Regions from separate parts of the Homo sapiens genome. Here region 2 is linked to region 1. A link is an interaction called in ENCODE POLR2A ChIA-PET data of the cell type or tissue named here. Cell type or tissue: OCI-LY7. All regions are shown on one strand.

Evidence for each region. ChIA-PET counts read pairs that join two places held together with the same protein. Peaks named below come from ENCODE experiments on the same cell type or tissue, not always from the same donor. Only the 100,000 strongest peaks of a DNase experiment are listed, where the experiment ranks them.
Region 2: POLR2A ChIA-PET joins it to region 1 with 6 read pairs; 4 of 35 experiments call an interaction of 5 or more read pairs at or near these places.

Annotation. Positions count from the first base shown.
Region 1 is chr9:35,939,417-35,941,916 of GRCh38, reverse strand. No RefSeq gene overlaps it. Among named protein-coding and RNA genes, the nearest start is that of OR2S2, 17 kb to the left of the region's middle. In OCI-LY7, no CTCF peak of the experiment used is centred here; a DNase peak (open chromatin) is centred at 1,226; H3K27ac peaks cover 411 bases.
Region 2 is chr9:36,022,503-36,025,002 of GRCh38, reverse strand. No RefSeq gene overlaps it. Among named protein-coding and RNA genes, the nearest start is that of RECK, 13 kb to the left of the region's middle. In OCI-LY7, CTCF peaks have their summits at 1,167 and 1,372 (motif pointing right); a DNase peak (open chromatin) is centred at 1,392.

The sequences.
Region 1 (2,500 bases):
GAAGAAAATAGTACAGAAAGAAGACTGCACCTGCCAAAGAATGACCTCTCCGATCTCTTCTCTACCAGCCCACTCACATCTTTCTTCCTCCCTTGAGAGTAAAATATGCTCCACTATAGTATCTTTCACATATAAATGCCTTCTACCTATGTACTTCTACCTAATAACTTTCTAATTATTGTTTCTTACATAAACTTGCTTTCATTGTTCAGTCAATAGATTTTTCTATGTGTGAATATTGAGGATATCATTGGTCAGAATGAAATGCATCATAGGTTTCCCATTAAAATAAATGGAAATATTTTTCCATCTAATGATTTATTTTCCCCTGAGCAGCAAGGTTTTTCAGGAAAGAATTGACATCTTTAAGCAAAGGATAGGTGTTTTATATGTTTTGTATATGCGATGCTCCCTACAGAGTAAAAGTGAAGTCACATTGCCCCCATGGAGCTCATGGCTACTATTTCAGGAATGAATTGAAGTGCCTGGAAAACTTAAGTCCCTGGGATGACTAGACATGTCCCTATTCCTTGCTGCAGGTAGGAAGACAGCATTCTCAACATGTTGTATTTGTGATCAGAGGGACCAAGATTTGGCCTCTCACCACTAAGAGGAAATGACCTAGAGACCTATGGACTATGCCCCATGAAGTCAAGTTAACATAAGGGAAAAGGTGTGTATCAGCAAGGATTAGGCTTAACTGCAAATAATAGAGTCTCACAGAAGCACTGTTTAAACCAGATGGCAGTTTATTTCTCTGTCCTGTGTAGAGACTGAAGCATAGGCAATCTGGGACTGTGGTAGGAGCTCTATTCCTTCAAGTCCTCAGGGTCTCAAACTCCTTCTAGCTTACTTCTTAATCATCCCTACAGTGTGGTCCGTATTACCTCACAGTCTAAGAAGGCAGCAAGAGCTCCAGCTCCACAGCACATTCCAAGCAGTAGGATAGAAAGAGTGACAAGGAGGAAGGGATGCAAAGGCCATATACCAGCTGTCCTCTAAGAAAGGTTTCTAGAAGCTACCATACTTTAATTCTGCTTGTAACTTATTAGCCTGAACTTATTCATGTGGCCACAGAAGATGCAGTTCACTGCAGAAGATGCTGAAAAATAAAGCCTTAATTCTGGGCGGCCATGTTTCTTAGTCAGCTTGGGCTGACTATAGGCTTAAACAACAGACACTTATTTCTCACCGTTCTGGAGGCCTGGGAAGTCCAAGATCAAAGTGCCAGCTGTTTCCGTTTCTGGTGAGGGCTCTCTTCCTGGCTTGTAGATTTTGAGCTTCTTGCTGCATGCCTTTCCTGGGTGTGCAGGTGTGGGAGGAGAAAGGGAAAGCATGATCTTGATCAGAGAGAAAGAGCGCGATCAGCTCATTCTTTGCCCTTAAGTCTCACTCAGGTTCTGATGAAGTGGACAATATAATTGTAATTGGGATTATGGGTACTATTTCCTTATGCGCATCTGAAATAATAAATTATGCATTTATATGTGGACTTAGATTCTTTGGCTGTTTCCAGACAACAAGAACGTTTCATCTTTTGTGACATACTCCCAAAAGGTATGACAATAAAATCTTCACTTTTATATCTCTGAGAAGATGAGATGTTTTTACAATTGTTATCACAATTCTCTATCCTAGGAAATGGGCTTTCTAAGATCTCACTGTGTGTTGTGCTTTATCCAACATGCAGCCAGATGACCCATGGCCTTAGAGATATGGCAGTATGCTGGTTTCATCCCCTGTTCTGCAAGCTAAGCATCAACAGCTATGACATATATTTGCACATTCGTGTTTCAACTCAGGCCCCAAAGCATCATTGCAGAATTCACACATTATTAATTTCCTAAAGTCTAAACATGTAACAAATTCCAATGAGAGAAATAGTGCAGGTACCCATGGAAAGATACAGGCCGTCATGACGCAGACAGGGATGCACGACCAACACTCAATAGCTAAAGTAGCCAGAATTCTCAGAAAACCTGCATACAACTAAGAACTGCCTTTCCTCATAACTCTGTCAGCCCTTTGAGAGACAAACTGCCTCTTTGCAGCTGATCAGTGCACCCAAGGACAAACAGAGACCATCTGGAGGTTTTTTTTGTTTTGTTTTGTTTTGTTTTTTGAGATGGAGTTTCACTCTTGTTGCCCAGGCCAGAGTGCAACGGCGTGATCTCAGCTCACCGCAACCTCTATCTCCTGGGTTCGAGAGATTCTCCTGCCTCAGCCTCCCTAGCAGCTGCGATTACAGGCGCATGCCACCACACCCAGCTAATTTTGTATTTTTAGTAAAAACAGGGTTTCTCCTTGTTGGTCAGGCTGGTCTGGAACTCCTGACCTCAGGTGATCTACCCGCCTCGGCCTCCCAAAGTGCTGGGATTACAGGCATCAGCCACTGTGCCCGGCCAGGTTTTGTTTTTGTATACTCTGCCTTTACCTTTGTCCAAGGAGACGATCTATGCAATCCTTGTCTTCTCCATACACAAGTAAATCTTCAGCTGTA
Region 2 (2,500 bases), 83 kb before region 1:
GGACTTTCTATCAGAGGTTTTATTTTCTCAACATCACCCACAACCTCTAGCTTGGGCACCAGCCCAGGATGGAGAAGGTGTTAAATTCCTCCCTATCCAATCAATAGAATCTTACACTAGTTCTATCTTTTCTGATTATCCTCTTCAATCTGACCAAGCTTCTAGCTAAGAAAGCACTCCATTTCTCCCTAAGGACATTGGAAACCTTAATTATTATATCGTGAATTCTCTTGCCTATACCTTTTAGTAAAGATAAAGGTAAACCCAAACTGCTGATAACCCCCAATTTTGCTCTTAATCTATAAAAGAGAAATTCTGGATTTTTAAAAACTCTCTTTTCTCTCAGAAAGCCTAATTTTTTTGAGATGAGGTCTCACTCTGTTGCCCAGGCTGGAGTGCAGTGGTGCAATCAAGGCTCACTCTGTGCAGCTTTGAACTCCTGGGCTCAAGTGGTCCTGCCCCAGCCTTCCAAGTAGCTGGGACCACAGGTGTGTGCTGTCACACCCAGCTAGTTTTAAATTTTTTTGTAGAGATGGGGTCTCACCATGTTTCCCAGGCTGGTCTGAAACTCTTGGCCTCAGGTGATCCTCCTGCCTTGGCCTCCCAAAATGCTGGGATTACAGGTGTGAGCCACCATGCCTGGCCAGAAAGCCTAATTTTTAAGATTATTGTCTAATTTGACACTCTAAGAGAAAAACAAACGTTTCATTCTAGGGAGTCTTTGTTCATCTCCATGAATTAATGAAACTATTGATTGAATAGGGGGAGCAAATGGGCAACTTGATTTTGGGAATATAAAACCACACTGGTCAAGGGTATCTCTTCTGGCAGCATGAACAATTAGATTCTCTGAGTATTCTCGTCTTGCTGAGTGTGAAACACAACTGAGCATGCTGAATAAAATGTAAAAACATTTTTTTAAAAGGTACTGATGAGCTTTCCAGAAACTAAGGGATACTCAAAGGCCAAAAATTAAGTGAAATCTGCAACCCAGAGACTTAAAAGCATTGACATTTTAGGCTTTTGCTATGAGGGAATTTGCCGGGCTGATGAACACCTCACAGGCTTGCTGATGCCCAAGGGCTTGGCTCACAGTAGGAGACTTGCGCGAGGACGTCTTCCTACCCTGCCTCTTCCTTCAGCCCTCCTGCCCTGGTCCCACATCTTCTAGGGCTTTGCTCCTCAAAGCGTGGCCTGCAGAGTTCAGCAGCATAGACATTACCTGGAAATCTGTTAGAGATGTAGAATGTCAGACCCTACCTCAGACTCACCGAATCCTTATCCACATTCTCAGATAACTCATGAAAACATTCAAGTTTGAGAAGCACCTATCTCAGGAGCTTGCAGAAATTTCAATTGTCAGCTTCAGCAATGTCCACCAGGTGGCAGGTTTGCAGCAGGCACAGGTAGCTAGAGCTGCAACCAGCCACCCAATTCTGTAAGTGGCACTGGAAGTTAGGAACAATTGCTCACGAACTGTGGAGGGAATGAATGGAGGGGCGACCCCAGAGGAGACCCCTAATCAAAGAGTGGCGGGTGGTGGGGTGCGAGCCATGAGTTCCCCCTCTCTGGCAGTCCCCAGTTGTATTGGCTAGTGACAGGGACGGGCTATACGCTCTCATTTTACAGACAAAGAAATCAAGGCCCAGAGAAGGAAGGAGACTTAGCCAAGTGCTCAGCAGCGGGAAATAGTGTTAGGGCTGGACTTGGAAGGCAGGTGTCAGGCTGCCTGGCCTGGGCTGAAAGCACTCTGTGGTCTATGCTGACCTGAGCGGCTGCCTCTCCACTCCCTCCCCTCAGATGCTCTTTGAACAGCTATCTTGTTTTCTCTGGAAGTGCTAGAAGCTGCTGTTATAATAATTCAATTCGGATGGCCAGTGGTATTTCCACATGATATAGTTTGGATACTTTCCTCACCCAAAACTCATATTGAATTGTAATCCCCAGTGCTGGAGCTGGGGCCTGGTGGGAGGTGTTTGGATCACGGGCAGATTCCTCATGGCTTGGTGCTGTCTTTGTGATAGTGAGTTCTCCCAAGATTCAGTTGTTGTAAAGTGTGGCACCTCCTGCCTGCTCTCTCTCTCTTTCTCTCTCTTTATCTTTCTCTCTCTTTCACTCACTCCTGCTTTGGCCATGTGAAGTGCCTGCTCCCACTTCACCTTCTGCCATGAGTAAAAGATCCCTGAGGCCTCCCCAGAAGTTAAGCAGATGCTGGAGCCATGTTTGTATAGTCTGCAGAACCATGAGCCAGTTAAACTTCTTTTCTTTATAAATTACCCAGTCTCAGGTATTTCTTTATAGCAGTACAAGAATGGCCTAATACACCACAATACTCAAGGTCCTGTGGCTAGAATCACTGCCTTGGAAGGTCAACTTTGAAAGGACCTCAAAGCCATGCAGTCTAAAACTAGCTTCTAGCAGGGGAGAGAAACAGCTAAGGTCCACGGAGGGGCTCCGACGGCCAGCCCCCACCCCAACCCCCACTGCCATGTCTTGTCAT